Linked DNA regions of Mus musculus: all the other regions are linked to region 4. A link is a loop called in an ENCODE intact Hi-C map of the cell type or tissue named here. Cell type or tissue: left cerebral cortex. All regions are shown on one strand. Region 1 has its middle 14 kb from the start of Gm29508. Region 2 has its middle 53 kb from the start of Prima1. Region 3 overlaps Unc79 (unc-79 homolog). Region 4 holds the start of Prima1 (proline rich membrane anchor 1).

Region 1 (5,000 bases), 58 kb after region 4:
GACATTAAGCAGACTGTCCCAAAGAGAAAGAAGCCAGAGATGAAACCCCAACTTAGCCTTCTAGTACCCTCCGGCTTTGTAACCAGGTCTCCTGTGTGAGGGCCCCAGAGAGACAGAGGTTAAGGTTGTCTTGAGTGTCCATCGCAGGAACCCTCCTTCTAGGGCAGTATAGGAAGGTAGATAGGATGGGAGGGTAAGTGGGAACTCCTTGAGGCAGAGCCAGGATCCCTGTATGTACAACTCACCCCTATGTAGTACAAGGAGGGCCCAGGTGGGTGAGGACCACTGAGCACGTGGACAGGAAGGACCTGGAACCCTATCTCTGTGAGAGACCAGTGAGCCCACCATCTGGGTGCCGACGCAGGGATTCAGGCTCTCACAGGCTTCCTCCTCTCCTCTCAGGCTCAGGTACCTGATTTACAATGTAGGTCTCAGGGGAGAAGAAACCTCAGTTATAGCCAGGACTTAGCTCCAGGATGCAGACATCCCTGGTGATGGACGGCAGGAGCTCAGGTTGTAACAGGATGTGCGCTGGATGAGTTGTGCATATTTCATTCTTGGTCCAGTGCCTCATACCCAGTCAGTTGGCCGGGCTGCATCCGTCCTGATTTAAGGCTCTGACCCTGCCAACTTGAGCTGGGGACTGAACTTTTCAATTTGCTGAGTCCACAGCAGGTCTGGAGTCATAGGATCTGCCCATGTCTCCGTTGGGACATGGATCTTCTGGATGCATAAAGGGAAACTGAGGCACAGGAAGTGAAGACGTGGGAAGATGTGCGTTATGAGCCATGTTGGGTATGAGAGACACGAAACTTCAGGGGCCTGCAGAGTGCTGGAGTTATGTATGGAGGACTTTTACAGTGGGCAACACAGCAGTCCTGGCTGAAACTGACATAAAATGAGCTCTCGTGCCTCTATCGTGGGTGTATCCAGAAGTCAGCATGGCTCATACGGAGTAGAAATTGTCCCATGTCTTTATTAGCTTTATAATGGAGATATTCCCTGTTTGATCATTCTGGAAGGCCCACAGTAGAAGGGACTTGTGGAGCCATCTTATCTGGCCTCCTTTTTGTTTTTAATGGGGCAAAGAAAGCAACTAAGGGACCTCCAACAGTTAGCTTTTTTGTGTGGATGTGGAAGACCCAAGCTTGGGCCCCTATGCTAATACAGCGAGTGTTTAGCCCACTGAGCCATCTACTCATACCCATCAGGAGCCATCTGGAGGGGAACCTAGAGCAGAATCAAACCCACCCCACTAAGGGCAGCTCAGCGCTTGCTCTCAGTGTTTGTTGTTCAGTTGGTGAGGGTGAGATGGAAAGGTGGCATAGACTGTGGGGTACAGGGGACATTAGACTGTGGGTACAGGGGACATTAGACTGTGGGTACAGGGGACATTAGACTATAGGGTACAGGGGACATTAGACTGTGGGGTACAGGGGACATTAGACTGTGGGTACATGGGACCTTAGACTGAGGGGTACAGGGGACATTAGACTGTGGGTACAGGGGACATTAGACTGTGGGGTACAGGGGACATTAGACTGTGGGGTACAGGGGACCTGAGACTGTGGGTACAGGGGGACATTAGACTGTGGGTACATGGGACCTTAGACTGAGGATTACAGGGGACCTTAGACTGTGGGGGTACAGAAAACATGCTGCTTGTTCTGTTGTTTCATGTCAGTAAGAGAGACCTGTCCCTTCCAAGGTGATGACCCTCACCAGATTTGTCCGTGAGCCAGGGGATCCACCAGACAAATACTATCCTGCCTGCCACACACCGGGACAAATCCAACTTCCTCCTAGTGGGATTTAAAGAGACATGGATGGATTGAACCAGAACCATGAAGCTGTCAGTGGTGGTGTTTGGTCAGCCCAGCCAGACACTTAATGCCGACCTGACATCCGAGTCTGTCGTAAAGCTTGGGTCACGGCCACAGTTAAGAGGAAGCGGTTGATGCAGGGAATGAGTCTCCCGGGGATGCTGGGAGGATGCGGGCTGGAATGAGCCCAGCCACTTCTCATTTCTACTGCAGACACTTGTGGTGGACTCACTCTTTATAGAGAAAGCAAGCAAGAAGTCTGGGGAAAGAGAGATGCAGCACAGCAGAGCATCCTGGAGCTGTGGCACGTGGTTTCCCATTCTCCATCACCTTCAGGGAAGGGGGCCATTCCAGGTGCTCATCCCGGAAGGGCCAGGGAGATTTGTAGAGCAGAAGCTTTGCACAGTTACCGCAGACTCTAGTAGTTTTAACGCAAATAAAGCACACAGCCCCTTGTGCTGTCCCAAGGTCATCCTAAGGGGATATATGCTCCCAGTTCTCTCTGGAATGGTTCCGAGTACAGCCCAGAACATTCTAGAAAGATTGGCGACTGGATGAAAGTGATGTATACCTAGGAATAACCTGAAATCTCTTCCTTTGTACATGAGTGATGAATAAGCACCATCCTCTAGCTGAGAGTGTCCATAAGGAGGACTTCATTACAAACTCCATGGTAGCCACTGTACCCAGTGTGGGCCACACCCCTCCTCCCAGGCAGAGATGTAACTGCCCACAGACAGTGGGACCCTGCTGTGTGAGGTATCACAGCGACACTGCCCCACCTCCCAGGGTAGGCAGATGACAAAGGCAGGACTTTGTCAGGCTGTGGCCTAGGATTCCTGTGTTGTTCCCCATGTCCTGCTAAAGTGGCAGAAGGGAGCCTGGTTATCTTCTGTGATGTGTTCATTCCCTCAGACTGTCAGTATTCGACTCCCCAGGGCTGCACCTGCCTTGCTAACAAATGTCCAGAGCACCTGGGACCTGATGCTGCCTCAGGGTCTCTTGGCCAGCATCTCAGATCTGTGTTTCACATGTTGGATTAAGAAGGCTCTAATATGAACGTGCCAGCTTCTGTCTGGTCTGAAAAGACTCATCCCCGCCTCTCTGTCCAGCACCCATTCATTACAACATCAAGTCCCTGGACTTTTAAGATATGAATTTCCCCTACTGTTCTGATTTAATTTGAATGGGAGATCAGCAGACAAGGGCATACTTCACTCCCTTACTATTGGAAGAGGAGCCTGGATCTTTGGACAAAAAGCCCAATTTAGCAATGCCTGGGCCACCTGGTGGATATACTGGGAATTGCAGACAGGTAGCAGTAGGCCAAAACCTGAACCCCCTGACACAGCAAGCAGTCTGGGCCAAAAGATAACCTCATTTTATTTATGGTAGACACAGACTCACAGATGTGTCAACGATCTTAGGGGATCTGTTCCATGTAATAAGGTTTAGAAATCTAGAATTGTCCAGTCAAAACTGATTGGCTTCAAGCAACTTTGGGCTTTTCTGGGTCTTGGTTTCCAACCTTACAGGTGGAAGAGGAATTCACTCTCTGGGGACCCTCTTGGCTCTGAAAACCTTTTGCGTTATAACAGGGACACACAACTACACTTCGCAAAGGTAAGACCATTCTTTTGCAAGTCTGAGCTTTGCAGTCTCTGTCCCCTGCTTCACAGAATAGAAACAGGTGGCTGTGGTGAGCTGATTCTACCTGGCATCTGCCAGGGCTTGAGAAGATGGCCACTAAATTATACTACACACAAATAAGAGGTGTGGCCAGCCTGCGGCCCTGCCCAGTCTGGCTCCATCTCTTCACTACTGTGCTAATGGTCACATCGCCTATGACCCACTCATGCCCTCAGCTGCACACAGGCAGAGCCTCTTCTGTTCTGTTTGCCAGCACCAACAAATGCCAGTTGGTTTCTTCCTCCATTCCAAAAATGTCCTTGGAGGTGAGACCAGGACAGGGACTCCTGAGAGCCCAGGGCAAGAGGACCTGCTCAGCGGGTGACCTGGGATAAGTCAGCAGCCTCATTCTCACTGAGCTGTTCTGGAAATGGCAAGGACAAGTCTCAGACCACTCCAATGAGGGGAAGGCCAGGCTGCTATTACTCCTTATCCATTTGGGGGAAGTTTGGTGACTATAGAGAAGCCCAGATGGCAAATGACAGATCTCATTGTTTTGAGTTAAGCTGTTTGTACAGAGCACTAGAATGTGTGTGTGTGCACCTTTCTTTTCCAGGCTGGAGTCAGGATACCTTGGGTCAGAAGCCTACTTCAAGGATCAGGGAGCGGGTGTACTGCATACCCTAAGGCTTGCAAGGAGGGGGTGAGGGGACCATGGTCCTTCTCCCTGCCCTTGACTCCATGTACATGACATCAAAGCCCCAAGGCAGGGACAGTAAGCTAAGTCTTGTGGAGCTGTTTGCCTGATCTACAAACTAAAAATGCATTTTAAAGGGTGAAGAAGGGGAGGGAGGAGGAGAAAGACCATGAAAAACCCTAAATGTAGCCCTCCACAGAGAGTGTGCAGGCCCCTGCCCCAGGACAGTGGAACTGCATAGGGAAGGAACTGAATATCCCTCTTTGGACAGCTGCCTGGGAAAAAAGCAAGGACATCTTCATGGTGCCCCTTTGGCTGTAAAACTTGGGCTTTATAGTTTCAGCCAGAAGGACAGCGGCATAATTTTGAGATCTAGGCACTGCAGCTTAGCCTGGTTGAACTAAGAGGAAGTTTTACCCTTAGGCTCCTGGGAAAGAAAGTCTCATTTTATCCCCCAAACCTTAAATCTGAGGGGAGGCAGGAATGGAATTGTGGTACTCCCAGCGTACCCTAGGATTTTAGCCTGTGGAGGGCTGGTATGGGGAAGAGTTGGGCAGTAGGCTGGTCCTGGGGGCACTGAATTCTGGAGCCAGTCGTACCTGCAATCTACACTACATTGGGCTTCTTGGTTTTTAAGAGCCATTAAGGTCTCCCCTTTCTTCACCACAGCCTGAGACTGTTTCTGTTGCATGACATTAAAAAGATTCCTAAAATGTTTGCTCTTCAGATCAAAATAGCTTTAAATCTTTTGTTAATCATTCAGGGAGAAATGACTCACCACAGACTTTGATGTTCAAGTGCTGCTCTCAAAGTTATGATACAAATCCGAACAAACAGACCCTTCCAGGTAT
Region 2 (5,000 bases), 54 kb before region 4:
ATCTTTTAAATGGGGGACAAGGGCACATTCTACCTCATAGGGTTCTTAATGCAAAAAGAAATATACAAATTTTAATGAAACTTAGGGCAGTAGCTGACACATGGTAAACACTTAGGAAATTATTATTTTTATTCTTGCTAGAGCTAGAGAGGTAAAGATAGTCATGTAAGGTCACATTACTTGTAAGGAGCAGAGCAAAGCTTGGTCCCCAGGCTATCCAACCCAAGGGCTGTGTTCCCACGCATATGCTGCATTAGCTTCAGCTACATGTATCCCACGTCAGTTCCAAAGGAAAGCTGCGAAGGCAAGGGCAAGGGTGGAGAGAGCCCAGCAAAATGTCGTCTGGTCCAGGGGTGGCAAGCACTAGTAGCTTGGAGAAGGGTATAAGGAGTCACCCAGTTTTCCTTCCTCAGGGACTTCTATTGGATTCAGTGTCATCTGAGATTCCCGAGGGTGTCATGGGCCCAACTCTTTAAGTACAAAGATTCTGTCCTCAATGATTTGCCATGGTGCATATGCCTCTTACTAGTTGGTTGACCTTGGATAGATTATTGTATCTGGACCTCTGTTTTCCCTTTCTGTAAAATGGGTCTTTCTGCCAATCCTGGGGAAGTCCCAGCAGGCAGAGGACTATGACGACTGCTGGAGGACTGCTGCTACCTAGCAAAGACATGGAAGAGGAGAGCTCATAGCCACACACTTGCTTGGTTTGCCCTTGAGCCAGCACATCTGAATCAAGATCTGCAAGACCACAGGAGGCAAAATGGACTCACTGGCCAACACTTCCCAGAGTCCGCTGTCTGTCATCAACGTGCAAGGGTGCCATTCGGCCACACACTGAGTTGTTTCCAGCGACCTCTTCCCTCAGAGTCTTCTTTAAGGCCAAGTGGCACAGCTGCTCCGCCTCCACTGTCAAGTGACAGCAGGACAGAAGACTGGATCAGCTCAGAGAAGATGGGATTGTTCCCCTAGGACTGATGAGCTGTGATTGGAGGACCTCTGCACCCATTGGGCACTGCAGACACTCACTGTACTATACCTTTGCAAATGTGTATATTGGGCAAATGTCTTGTTTCGATAATACTGGTTCGTATGCAGAAGGGCATGGGTGGAACTTATTGCACAGTGTAAAACCATGGTGTTATAAAGGGTGGTCCATGACTCACGATGGCTGAGGTGTCAAAGAGAGGCTGGCCAGCTCCACCCTCAGCTAAGAAACAAGCAGTGAGCCTGTCGGAGAGACCTTCAAGGGCAGCCAAGGCAGCCACTGTGTATTGAGTGCCTACAAGATCCCAAGTGGCTTCTAGACATTGCCCTTACTGTCGTGTCTGAGACAGGCGTAGAGCTTCCTCCCGTATGTGCAGGCAGGACACCGGAAGCCCCTGAGCTAAGTGCCTGCTGGGCTGTGCAGCTGGCAGTGGCTTACATTTAGGGCTGTAAGTCCCCATGTCAGAGCTCCGCTAGAAATTGCTTATTTTTGTCTTGGCTGAGCTGTGTCAGAAGCACGGACTAGGGAAGTCTGGGGGCTTTCGGGACACCTTTCTGTTTATTGGTTTCTTCAGTTTTGTCCTCACAAAAAAAAAGACACCTCATCTGACAAAGGTGTTTTCCCTCTCTCTTGGGAATTAATTTCTGTGGGAAAATTATAGATCAAAACTTGAATCTCATTTAGTTTCACAGTTACTATACTATACCTTTTACAATTTTTCCTCGAATATATTACATCCCAACTGCAGGTTCCTCTCTCTTCTCTCCCCTACAGACACACACACACTCTACAGGAGAGATTGAGGCAGGAGACTCACAAGTTCAAGGCCAGCCTAGGCTCTTGGACCCTATCTCTAAATAAAACTTTAAAAAAGATGTGGGGTGTAGGTAGAAGGACCGAATGCTTGCCTAGTATATGCAAAGTCCCGAGTTTAATCTTTGGCATCACAGAGTTAATACTAATGACAACAGGCAACAGAATGAACTCGGACGAACTGAAGGTTGTGGTGATGAGCCAGCTCTTCAGTTTAAGAGGCTGCTGGGTGGGAATTCAGTCAGTTCTGAAAAGACCCGCCCCTGACTAATTATAGCCGCAGACAGCACTGTCAAGGGCTTACTACATGTCACAAGCTTTTGATGTGATGTCATTTAACCTTCACCATGGTGTGAGGTAGGCACCCTAATCCCTTAGTTACAAGCCTCAGAGGAGAGCCGAGGAAAAGGAGACTCTTTGCAGGAGCCCTTCAGCACGTGTCTGCCGGCAGGGCAGCAGCTTCCAGTTTGTACATCACAGAAACTAACAACTAGACACTTTGTTGCTTGTCTGACCCACAAGAACTATTTAGACCCAAAGGCATCAGTGGGGAGCCTATAGGCTGATGACGCCCGGAATGCCATTGTGTGATGAGCTTTCAATTTTATTTCTTCTTCTGATTGGTGTTTCTATGGTTGAAAGCCATGTGATTTCTAGCATGGGCTATCTCCCACCACCGATCTGGCCTCACATGGGCTATCTCCCACCACCAATCTGGCCTCACATGAGTTAGCTCTCACCACTGATCTGGCCTCAGAATCAGGAAAAACCAACACCATAGCCTCTGAATAGGAGTCCTATGGTTCCTGAGTTGTTCCCTGGCTCTGCAGTCTCCCTTCCTTTACCTCTTTGTCCCAAAGGCTCTGGTCTCACTAATCTGGGCTTAGACCGAGCTCTCACTTACAGGTACTAAAGAGTCCCTCAGCTAACAGGGGACAAAGGGAAAAGCAGGGTTTGAGGCCATGCTATTCACTCCACATTGACCCTCATGTTCCTGGTTGACATCTCTCCTTTCACAAGGCCCCTGCCTCTCAACGTGACAAACAGCAGCAGCCCAGTGCCGTGCTGAATTCTTCTGAAGAGAAGCTAAGGACAGGTGGGTATACCGAGGTGAGCCCCTGGCACAAGCTACACTCTGCAAGGCTAACAAGAGTTGGAAACATTTGTTGTTTCGGGAACAAAGCAGTGTTTCTAATTACACCGCCCAGACAGGGCCTTGCAGGCCAGTGGAAAAGGGTGCCTCCTGGGGCTGCCTGGCTGACACCTTGATTTCTACTTCTTCAAGTGGCCACTTAGCAAAGACAGGAATCAATGGATAATCAAGCTGAAGGACCAGGGTACTTTCCAGGTGAGGACAGTCACATTGCCTAGAGGAGGGGGGAAATGCAGAGCTAGAGACCAATGGGGTGGGGGCACTGGGCAGACAGCAAGGTGTGGGAGACCTTCAGCTGATGGAGCAGAAGCCAGGCTCCAGTGGGGACCACCGGGGATGATGCAGACACGGGCTTTACAGCCTGGGCTCGGGTTTGGGACCTGCATGCTCTCCTGCCCTCTGACCATGCATGAAATGCTCTAGCATCAGCGTCACTAGTGGCAAAACGGAGGTGACAGTTCCCCATCCCTATAAAAAGTACAAGAAGAGGTGCTGTCTGTCCTCAGGCCCCAAAAAAGATTTCAAGTAAGTCAGGGATGAGCCCTTCTAGGACCTGCCCCACCCTGGGTCTGCGTGTCACCACTTACCATAGTGCTGGTGACAGCTGGTGTTTTGCTGAAGAGCAATCACAGCTTGCCACGGCCGCTTGGCTCCACGGCCGCTTGGCTCCAGTTCTTCCGTGTGCCGTTCCCACGCTGCCTCGCTCTGTGCGCTGACTCAAGGCTCCCACGTTTTCAAGTCTGAATGAGCAACTGGGGAATCCTCCTCCATGTGGCACATTCTGCCAACATTTGGAGTCACATGGAGTGAGCACTGTGTTTGTAATGGGGATAATATTTTGAAAATAATAACTGCATATGTGTTTTTTTTTCTTCTGTCCAGGAAACAGAACGGCTCAGTCTATTCTGTGGATGGTGGGTGCAGGAGGAAACTGGTATGTGAGGAAAGTTCTAGTCAGACAGAATGAGAAAACGGTGCCCACCTCTTCTGGACCCTAGTCAAAAGAAGGAGAGAAGAAAGTAGGGAGGTCTGGGAGGCCAGGGGGTATCTGTATCTTTCCTCAAGAAGTTACATAGTTGCAGAGCTCAGAGTCTTAGAAGGGTCTACAGCCCTTCTTTGGCCCACTTGCCTGATCAGAGGCCAGAATCCCCAAGGGTCCGGGGCTAAGAAAATAAGATACATCAGAAGGACATTTCTAGCACAATCACTAGGTGGGCAGCTAGTGACCCAGGAGCTATAGAAGAGCAAGGCATAGCCTGGTCAGTCCAAGGAAACAGCGAAGCCAGTCCTACTGTAGCAGAGACTGGAGACCCCTGGGAAAAGTCATCAGGCCTAAGGCCAGCTGCTACGTATCAGCGACTGCACTGCCGTTGCCTGTCCACGGGCCCAGGTTGGTGCCTTCTGGAGTGGAGTGGCCCTTAGAATGGCGTCACAGTATGTCTGGCCACAGGAAACGAAGCTGATTGAAAGACACTAGTGAAATAGGAGGGTAAAATATCACCATGTGTAAGTGGAGGTTTGAAAACACCCAATTGTGTGCTGAAGGCATTTATAGGAAATAAAATGTTTTCTTCTTTATGCCTCTGTATACTGTGTTAAATTCATAAAACACTGGGAACTGGTTAATTTAGCAAACATTTCTAACGTCAGGCATGTTAGGGTGTTAGGGGGGCTGGAGATTTGGTAAGGAGTAAGACCCGAACCCATACACCCCGTCTTCTAACAGGGGTAGGGCAGGAAGCATGTGCACAAAGCAGCAATTATTCACTGGACAGCATTGCTCTATGGCAGCTAGATGAAGGTGATAGACCAGAGAGAAACTAGGAGTGCTCAGAGGCGGTCACGAAGGACAAGGGGGAGAGCCAGCCAGGCCTTACTCTGCCACACAGAGAAAGCAGAGGCACTGAGACCCAAGAGCCTGCCCAGAGGTCACCTGTTTACCAACTTTTGTTAGATCCAGCTTCTAGAGGCTGGGATGGCTACAAGCCCTGCCCTCTTGCTGAGCTTTGGAGAAGTAACTCTTGAGTATTTGCGTGTGGTGGGGGA
Region 3 (5,000 bases), 99 kb before region 4:
TATCCACTTCTAGACTTTGTGGCCTTTGAAAGTCACTGGCTTTGGGATACTCAGCTATACTTGGAGAGTCCTGGAATAATTCTGCTGTCACTTTGGCACTTTATGGATCTGTCTGAAAAAAATTGTTATGAAGTATTAGGTTTGACTATGGGTAATTTCATCTCTCTGGGGGAAACTAGCAAGAAAGATAGTGGATAAAACTGTGGCGCTCAGAGCCTAACCTCTAAATCATTGCATGCATGCTCGTTGGTCTATAGCTTGTGTTGTCCTCTCTGTTTGAACGCAGCATGATGGTTCCAGGCAATGCAGCAGGTGTGGCCAAGCAGTTCCTGCGCTGCATCTTCCATCAGCTGGCCCCCAATGGCATCTTCCCTCAGCTCTTCCAGAGTGCCATCAAAGGTAACTCATCCCCCCACCCCCACCCCAGGACCCAGACACCACAAGCCTGGCCAGTCCCCAGAAAGCCTACTAAATCTGATCATTTGCTTTATAGATGGGACTTTTTTAAGGACCTTAGCCACATCTCTCATGGACTTCAACGAGCTGAGCTCAATTGCTGCCCTCAGTCAGCTCTTGGAGGTAGGTTTGCGTGAAAGGTACCCTAGGTCCCAGGCAAAGTTATGTACCACATCTGTCTCCCTCCCTGAGGCACCCCTGGACTGCTTCACGGTGAAGTGTTGTATCTAACATAGAGAAGTCCCAGACTGCTTCACCATGCCCAGGTGTTGCTAGGAAGAAAGCAGCGGCTGCTATTATCAACAGCTCCAATCTTTACTTTGGAAGAGTCTTTCCAGCAGGCGTTGTTCATTACCTTCTTAGCACCCATCCAGACCCATTCTATATCCTTAGAGAGTTCTTAATTCATGATCCCATTTTATCTTCAGGACATAAAGATCATTAGTTTTGCCCCTGCCGTTTTACTAAATGTAGCTGGTTTCCCTCTGTATTCCTTCTGGCTGTTAGAGCAGTCAGCCTGTGTAGCAGGCAGCCCATCGTGTTTATAGTGCAAATATTTAAGGTTTCTAAGCAAACCTTCTCTGGGTAGCTTTATGATTCGTGTCCTGTTTCAGCAGTTGATTGCCTATGCTTTTGTGTTTTTAGGGTCTAAATAACAAAAAGAATTTACCAGCAGGGGGTGCTATGATACGCTGTTTGGAAAACATTGCCACGTTCATGGAAGCTCTGCCCATGGATTCTCCTAGTAGTCTCTGGACCACAATCAGCAACCAGTTTCAGACATTTTTTGCCAAGCTGCCTTGTGTTTTACCTCTGAAGGTGAGCTCAGCCCAAGTTTTTTTTAGCTTCCATTACTTTCTGCCCATCTGCTTACAGAGACCAACATGCGAAGCACGGTCGGTCAGGTGATCTGATAGAGCCCAAGAAGCTAGGGGAAATCTGTCAGCTAGAGGAGAGAGTTATTTAGGTCATCCACTCTGCTGTCGGCAGCATGGAGTGGGTACTTTGCTTGCTGATAATGAAGGTACCCCGTGACCACGTGGTTTTTAGTTGAATGCCAACCGACTGTGGTTTGTTTCTTTCCTTTCTTTCTTTTTAAAATTTGTGTTTGTTTCATTTTCAGCGAGGGAGCTAGAACTCAGCCTCCTGTGCATGCTAGGTAATCATCCTATTACTGAACTATATCCCCAGTCCTTAGGTGGGCTTTCTGCAGAAATGCTCTTCTCAAGTGGATATCCAATAGGCAAGGAAATTAATAGCTTATCTAAAAGGAATCCAGACGTAGGTAAAGTGTTAGCTTTAGAGAATTATTTAAAGTGGCATGTGTTTTGTTTTGTTTTGCTTTGCTTTGTTTCGGTTTTTCTGAGTAATGTTCAGGAAAGAGCAAGATGATATTCAGTGGTTAATCTGTAGTTCAAGGGTCATTGTCGTCAGGGGCCTGATAATAAAAAAAAAAAAAAAAAATAGAAAAGGAAAGAAAGAAAAGCAGGAACTTGTTTTATTAAAGCGGGAGAAACCAATAAGACACATTCTTCCTGTATGTCATCAAATAAAGAGTTGTACCGTAAGAGAGGAGGTGTGAGTTGTAATTGCTCCATGGAGGTGGGGAGAAGGTTGGAACTCACGCCTCCTGACTCCCAGTCTAGTGCTCCTGTATGACTGCACACTGCTGTAAACCAAGAAAGCCGCAAGCGTTTGTATCTCCAGGACCGGGGCCAGGAGGTAGCCAGCCTTGGCAGAGCCACTTCTTTGTCCCTTTGTCTCCACTAGAGTTGTGTGACTTCTTCATGTAACTCAGATAAAATTACTACAAAGCAAAGTCGAATAACTTGTTCATCTGACCAGTGAAGTCACATGTTGGTACTTCTGGAATAAATGCCTCATATGTATAAGATGTTGCAGAGGTCAGCTAACCGTGGCAATCACAGTTGTGGAACCAGTGGATGCTAATAAGGATGCTGATAAGGAGCTGGTAATTCGGAGCCTTTAGCTTGCCGAGTGCTGTTGCTAGGGTTCAAGGGGACTGTGGAGAGCAGCCCAGGTTTCTGTATCACCACTCTCTGGGTTACCTGTTTATCCATAGCTTAAAGTAGATGAGCAAATCCAAGCAAAGAGGACTAGTCCTGGGCTAGCTAGATAGCTCAGGGAGTAAGGGTGCTTGCCACCAAGCCTGACAATCTGAGTTCAATTCCCAAGTCCCCCACAATGGATGGAAAGACTGATTCCCAAAGATTTCAAACATCCATATGTGTGCACACACACACACACACACACACACACACACACACACACACACACACACACACACACACACACACGAGCCATTCAGAAGCACCTATCCCGATAATGAAGATGCTGAACTCCATACTGACCAGCAGGGGGTGCTGCTGCTGTAAACAACTGGCATGCCTAATTTGTGACAATCAGCTGCGCCTGCAGGGACTCCACCCTTAATGAGTTGAGTGGTGTGGTGAGAGGCAAGGTACTACGGAGAACGGAGCCCCTTGACAGCGTTAATGCATGGCACCTATGGAGGACTGCCCTCCTCTCCTGCTGATGGTGGCTATGTGGGAACAGGCCTCAGCATACAGATCTTCCCCCAACTAAGATGACATTTTCTGGCTTTTAAGTCACTAGAGTTTGGCCTGATTAGCAGCTAGTTTTCAGCTCCTGCTTTAAAGTAAGTAAATGTCACACCAATTCTGAAGGCAATTGGCATATTGAACAGGCCGAGGTTCTTTTTAAAAGATACTTAGAAAATGCCGTCAGGATTTGTGTAAGAGCGTTCCCTGCTAGGTCAGATCTGAGAACTGATTCCGTTTTGTCCTTAATCTCTTGGGAAAGTAATACTCTCCACTGAAAAGCTTGCAGTTTGCTTTTGAGAAGTCTCATTGAAGTGGATCTTGGACTTCAGGGTGCACCGCAGCTCCTGCTAAACACAGGGCCACGACTGGTCAGAGTTTGGCCCGAGGATTTGCATTTGAACAAATGCAAATTTCAGGTGACAGACGAGCTGCAAGTCCTGGGATCCAAGATGATTCCCTCTGGCTTAGTCTGTACTGTGTGGAAGGCTTCAGTGCAACCTTGTAGAAATGTTGCTAAGGATATGCTTGCAACAGTAAAGGGCAGCTTATTTGTGCTCTGCCATTTCCTCCCAGTCTCTGTAAACACAGGGATTTTCAAAGCACATTTTCATGTAGAATCTTGTTTTTTTTTTTTTTTTTTCTCAAAAATTTTGCTACTTTTCTCCAGGTTCCAGGTCATGTCTTTTCCTGACAAAGGGAAGATGGCTTCACCCCCTAGGGACTGGGGACAGGTAGCTCAGCAGTGCCACACCCTTTTTCTATGCACAAGGACCAAATTTAATCCCTAGCCTTGTGAAATGTTAAAATAAGAAACAAATCCCAGAGAAAGGATGATAAAACTGGATCTTATTTGGACTAAAGATTTCTATAAGGTTTTGCTTTGCCCCAAAATAGCTTTTCATAATTTAGTGTACCTCCTTAGACTAGTATACATTTAACATCTGCCTACTTACTTCTGTGTCTACTTAACATCTTTCTATCCACCTGTTCATCCGCCTATCTGCCCGTCTGTCTATCCATCCATCTATCCATCCGTCTATCCATCCATCCATACATTCATCTACCCACCAGTTCTTTATCCAACTTTCTATATCATTTCATTCTAGAACTGTATCTTTGAGAAATAGCTTCAGAGCTATGTTTATTTATTTATTTATTTATTTAATGATTATTTTAATTTTATGTAATTTTCTCATTGAAATCTATCTGAAAATGATTATTTTTAATATACATAGGAAACAGTCTAGCTGTAGTTACAGTAAGAATTATGTGTGCATGTGTGTGTGTGTTTGTGTATAAGTACATGAGGGTATATATGTTTGTGTGTGTGTATGTATGTATGTGTGTGTGTGTGTGCATGTTTGTGCATGTGTGTATGCATATGTGTATAAGGGTATATGTATGTGTGAATTGCTGTGAGAATGTGTTCATGTGGAGGCCAGAAGTCAGCACTGGGAATCACTCTTTAGGCATGGCCCACCATGTCTTTGAGATGGGCTCTCTTCCTGGCCTGAGCTCACTGAGTTGGCCAGGTTGACTGACCAGCGAGCGCCAGGAATCTCAATGCCTTCACCACACCTGCCAACACACCCAGTTCATTTATATGGGTTCTAGAGAGCAAGTATGGGACTTTATGCCTGGGTGGCATAAAGCCCTTTACTGTTGGAGCTATCACCCCAGACCCATATTCTTCCTTTTGCAAAATAAATGCAGGAAATATTTGAAGCAAAGGAAACCTTGAGAGTTGACTTTTCGTTTTTCATATCTGTTCACAGTGTTCTTTAGATTCCAGTTTGAGAATTATGATTTGCCTCTTGAAGATACCTTCCACCAATGCCACGAGGGTATGTATTTTTTGTTTTAAAGTACTTCAGAAAAGCTTGACTGGTTGATTATTTGATTGCTTTATAACTGAAAGAGAGGCAGATAGCAATACTGATAACCTGGCTGCAAATGGAA
Region 4 (5,000 bases):
GGATGCCTCTAGAGAGTCATGGAAGCCAGGGAGTGTCTCTGCCCAGTGGATGTAACATCTCACACCCCAGCAACAGCAAGGACAGCTACTAACCATGTTTCCTGGGGTCCAGGTGATGTATCAAGCAAACAAGTACTGGCCCCATAACAAGCAGGAAGGAGAAAACCAGGATCAGACCTTAAGTTTCTTGTTTAGTCACCTTGCTGGTAAAGGACTGGTCAACGGGGGTTTAAGGGCAGGACTAGAGAACATCCCATCCAATCACCTCGAGTAACTGGAGTTAGTGGGGGCTTGGTCTCTGTCCTGAAGACTGGGAGGTCAAAGGTGAGGGTTTGTCCTCCAGCAGTCTTGACAGACTGTGTTTTGCATGAATCGTGGGTCACCATCCACCTCCCCAGCCACCACTTAGAAGAAACACAGCCCTTACCCCAGGTTGGAGACAGTTAGTTGGAAGGCTAATTTGAAGTTTAGGGGTCGAATCTGGTAGGAAACAAGGCACCACTGTGGGATTTTTTTTTTGGGGGGGGGTTGGGTTTTTTTTGGTATTGTTGTTTGTTTGTTTATAAGTTTGTTTCTTTCCATAAAAGCTGCAGTAGAGTTCACTATGAGGTCTTAGCACCTTCCTATATCACGTTCATTCAGTACTGCAGGCCTTAGGCCACAACTGAGACTCTTTGCAAAGTTTCTTATTTTTTTTCAGGGTCAGAGCATGTTATACTTGACCAGTTTTTCTTCCTCCCCAAGTATCCCCAAGACCACTCAGTAGGTGGCTGTAGGGGGAGCTCTGAAGTGACCCTACCCCCTTCCCAGGAGGCCTCTGCCCGCTTCTCACCTGAACTAAACCCCAGAGTGGGTGCAGCGCACAGTGCAGCAGAAGTGAGGGCCAGCAGCAGCCATGGCGCAGCACCAGGTCCCGGAGTAGCATCTCGGCCTGCGGCGCCCACTGGTGAGCTAACTGTCAAGGGAGCAAGGCTTGAGTCAGGTGGACACTGCATAAACCATAGCACCAATTCAAGAACCAACTCGATGAGGACTCACTTGCCCCGCACTTTGGGGCACCTGCGCAAAGCAAGTCTTCATCTTCCTTCCAGTGCGCACACACTTGCTGACTCTCGGTGCTTCCCAGAACTCACACCTACCTATCCTGGAGCACACCCCCTCCCCTTCAGAATACCGCATGCACACCTTGATCCCGTGCACACCCCCAGAAACATCCAAACACACTTATTGAACCTCATACAAACCCAGAAACGGCCATGCACAACTCTGACTAGGAGTACGCTTCAAACCCAGAGTGAATCACTCACTCTGCGCGCGCACGCACTGTGACCCCCATGCACCGCCACCGACTCCCGTCCGCACACTTGACTCTGCTTGCACAGTACCACCAAATCACTCGCTGCATGTAGTCTTTCTGCCCCAGGGACTTCAGTGCGCACACTGTCTCATAGGCACCTCCGTACGTGCCCCCATTTGCCGCCCAAACCCCAGCTCCTGTTCCCGGGCAGGCGTAGGTTTTCCTGCACGCCCCCATCACCGCCCGCACCCCTCCGATGCCTCACGCCACCTTGCCTGGTGGCGACCCCCACCGATCGTCGACACGGAGAAGGGAGGTCAGGGTTGCCCCCACAGCAGCTCTGCTCTCAGCAGCCGGACGGCCCCCATTTAAAGCCAGCCGCCTCCCCAGTCCCCCGCCCTCTAGGCGGGGCCTCTAAGCTCACCCTGGCGGCTGCGCGCGCGCTCGGGGGCTTCACTTGCAGAGGACGAGCGCGGGGCGCTGGAGCAAAAGTTTGCGCGCTGCTTGGGCCTCCAGGGCAGCTGATCTGGGAGACCGGGGCGCGGCGCACTCGCACGGAGCTCCAGGCTCCGCTTGGCCGCGCGCGGGCCGGGAAAGGCGGCCACTTCCGAGGTCGGGCAGCCCAGGCAGAGGGTGGGGAAAGTGTCCTCGGGTCCTCCGCGAGCGGGCCGCAGGAGTCCTCCTTCAGCCCAGCCACGGGTCCCTGCGCCGCCCCGGTCCCCGCCCTTCCTGGTGGCGCCGAGCGGCTGCCCGGGGCGCAGGGTGCCCGGGGCCCGCGGGAGGCAGCGGGCGAGAGGCGCCGGCCCGGAGCACCCGCTCCGGCAGCAGGGCCGCGGGCGGAGGCGAAATAAATAATGCACGAAAAAGGAAAACAGACGTGAGCGGAGCCAGAGCCTCGCCCGCCTCCCTCCCGGGCTGCACTCCCGCCCGCGCTCCCCGCTGCCGCGGCCGCCAGCGCCGCTGCAGTGATTCCTCGTCTCCATCTAGCGAGGCTATTGTGTATTGGGCGCTTAATAATTTATTTATTCACCCTAGAGGCCGAGGACTCCCAGTGACAGTGGCAACCTGCTTCTGCTTGCCCTTCCCTCAAGTTCATCCCCCAGGCTGCGGGAAGGTGGTAGTAAGGTCTGACTAGTGGGGACCCCGTCTGTACACTATCATAGCGGCGCCCCCTTTCCCCTGTGTGTGCTGAGCTAGGATGGTGCTGGCTAGCCCTCCAAAGCAATGTGCCTGACCTCCCTCCATTTGGCAATCATGACCTCGGGACCTCTCTATTAACTCCGCTGTGTCTTAGGGGGAGTTGTGACATTTCAGGGAAAGCCTTCTCCCCAGGACTTTTCCTCCACTATCCACAAACTCCTGTTTGATGCAAGATTATCAACAAGTCGGTTCTTCAGGAAGGAGCTGGTTGCATCTCGTTCAAACAAGCTGCATGCTGCTCCTTCCTACAGGAGCCTTCCCAGGCGCCACGCAGGCGCCCTGCTCATCTGGTGATAGCGCTTTATTAAATGCTCTGATTGATGTTCCCTGGAGGTGGGGGTGTGACCATTCCAGTCAAAGTCGCAAAGAGCTGGGCAATTCTGCCTGGGGTTAGGTAAGAGAACCGGAGGCTTATAACCGAGGGTAGATACCACAGCCCACTGGTTAAGAAAGTTACTTAGTTCCCCTTGGCTGTCCCCAAGTCACTCCAGGTAAACTCACAAAAGTACAAAGTGCTTTGCAAAGCAGGTTTCAGACCAATTCTCCTGCAGCTTCCTTCATCAGAGCACAGCAGCAAGGCCTCCCCTTCTTAGTGCGTACCTAGCTGATGAACTTGTGAGCCCCCACACATGCCCAGTTCTACTAGAGAGACTGGCACAGCAGATGTGAATGAGGCCTTCCCTTACCAAGAACCGGGGAGGGGAAGGTCAGAGGACCATGTCAACATGTTGCCAACACTGTGATGCTCCACTGTCATCGAGACAGGGGCCTACACTGATCAAGAGAATGAAGACAAAGTGGTCCAGGGCTGTGGGAATATGCCAGCAGGTCTGGTAGTCCCGTGGACAAAAATATGGAGACATTTGTCCCTTTGTTTATCCAGTCATTTGTTTTGTATAATATTTACAAACACCTAGTTGCAGGAAATATGAAAAAAAATGAACCACCAACTCTCCACGGGGCCGGACCACACTTTCTAGCTCCTGCCGGCTGCCAATTCTCCAGTCACACCTGACCACAGGACCATCTCTCCGGCACTCCCCAACGCCCCGAGCCCATCCCAGAGTTTCTCTCCATACCACGCACCCCACAGTCAGCCATCAGATCCCAGTACCCAGTACTCTTAATGGCATCAAGATTCTTAATGCTTAATTACCCAATCAGATTCATGTATGAATATCACAATTTACAAGATGCCAATAGAATAATTTCAGAGGCAATTGATAATGATAAAAGCTTTATCCCAATATTTCTAACCTTGTGAAATCATAGCTAGTTGTGGCTAGAAAATGCCATGTGGGTACATGTCTGCGGCCATCTTCCTTCCCCTCCTACTCTGAGACACTCCCTCTCTCTGGCAGCAGAGTACTGGGTGCTGGGCACAGCAGAACAGTAACAAATCTTATACCTTTACAGTCAGGGAGTTGGGACAAAGACAATGCTTGATGAGAGTGGAGTTTCCTAGAACAGTGACCAGGACAGTCTGGAAAAGGGCAATGAGGCATAGACCTGAGGCCTGTCCATCAGCTGAGATTAAATGGTGCCCAGTGTTTTCCTGTCTTTGTAGCCTAAGCCAGTTGAAGTATTTTGCCCAGTGCAGGACTCTAGTCTTTAGCAAAGACAACAGCACCTGCTACCTGGAACTTTTTGCTACTTGAAAAAGCTACTCGCATTACATTTTGAATTCACTCTCATCATCCTGGCTAAATCCCGTGATTGTTCCAACTGAGAAGTCCATAGCTCTTTTCTAGGTGGAATCACACAGCTATTTCCCTAAGATTCATAAATACTCACAGCCAATTAAAGGGTTGAGGCATTCCAGGCGGGGATGTAGCTCGGGTGTTAGAATGCTTGCCTACCATGCACACAGCCCTGGATCAGATCCCAAGTCCAACATAAACTGGGCATGGTAGTGCATGTCTCAGGTCCTAGTACTTGGGAGGTGCTGGTAGAGACCCGAAGGTGAGAAGTTTAAGGTCGTCCTTAGCCACATAGCAAGTCGGAGGCAAGCCTGGTGGTTTTGTTTGTTGGTATTCTGTTTTCTGATTCTGGACTGTGTACCTGCCTCTGCACCTGGTCCCCCACTTCCTGGCCCATGAAACTGGGGAGTCTGACACTGGGAACATCACCACCTCCCTTAGAATGAAGACTGTCCTCTGTAGCAGCTCCTTCATGATATCGAAGGACCTAGACTGGTCCTCCAGCCTTTCCCGAGTCCCATGGCTTGTGACGTCTAATGACAAGAATCAACAAGTGACTTCACTAGGAGATAGTTCCCCCACCTGTTGGGAAAACATGGACCAGTTAAAGATAGTCGATGAAAAATGGAGAGAGGCCCAGCTATGGAGTCTAGTGGTTCCATTTGGCCTATTGGGAGGTGTCCAGTAGGTGTGGCAGAGCACTGGACAGCACCCTCAAGCTCCGGCCAGCTTGGCAACACCTAATCTTGTGTTTGCCTCTGTCCCTCCCTTTCCATAGCATGTCACCGCCACCACCTTATTGT

The links. Hi-C counts contacts between places; a loop is a spot of excess contacts. Peaks named below come from ENCODE experiments on the same cell type or tissue, not always from the same donor. Only the 100,000 strongest peaks of a DNase experiment are listed, where the experiment ranks them.
Region 1: a loop joins it to region 4, with 2.4 times the contacts of the local background. A loop is called at or near these places in 12 of 42 quality-filtered maps.
Region 2: a loop joins it to region 4, with 2.2 times the contacts of the local background. A loop is called at or near these places in 3 of 42 quality-filtered maps.
Region 3: it touches region 4 in a loop (8-fold over the local background); 14 of 42 quality-filtered maps call a loop at or near these places.

What each region holds. Positions count from the first base shown.
Region 1 is chr12:103,298,729-103,303,728 of GRCm38, forward strand. No RefSeq gene overlaps it. Among named protein-coding and RNA genes, the nearest start is that of Gm29508, 14 kb to the right of the region's middle. In left cerebral cortex, a CTCF peak has its summit at 3,118 (motif pointing left); a DNase peak (open chromatin) is centred at 3,105.
Region 2 is chr12:103,186,315-103,191,314 of GRCm38, forward strand. No RefSeq gene overlaps it. Among named protein-coding and RNA genes, the nearest start is that of Prima1, 53 kb to the right of the region's middle. In left cerebral cortex, no CTCF peak of the experiment used is centred here; DNase peaks (open chromatin) are centred at 2,980 and 3,680.
Region 3 is chr12:103,141,486-103,146,485 of GRCm38, forward strand. It overlaps Unc79 (unc-79 homolog), which reads left to right. Exons shown (of 49, transcript NM_001081017.2): 36 at 287-399; 37 at 494-579; 38 at 1,102-1,275; 39 at 4,817-4,885. Among named protein-coding and RNA genes, the nearest start is that of Prima1, 98 kb to the right of the region's middle. In left cerebral cortex, CTCF peaks have their summits at 1,137 (motif pointing right) and 2,870 (motif pointing right); DNase peaks (open chromatin) are centred at 1,149 and 2,865.
Region 4 is chr12:103,240,508-103,245,507 of GRCm38, forward strand. Prima1 (proline rich membrane anchor 1) reads right to left here and starts at 1,639. Exons shown (of 5, transcript NM_133364.2): 1 at 1,568-1,639; 2 at 833-955. The coding sequence starts at 925. In left cerebral cortex, a CTCF peak has its summit at 2,284; DNase peaks (open chromatin) are centred at 1,805 and 2,225; H3K4me3 peaks cover 1,325 bases; H3K27ac peaks cover 337 bases.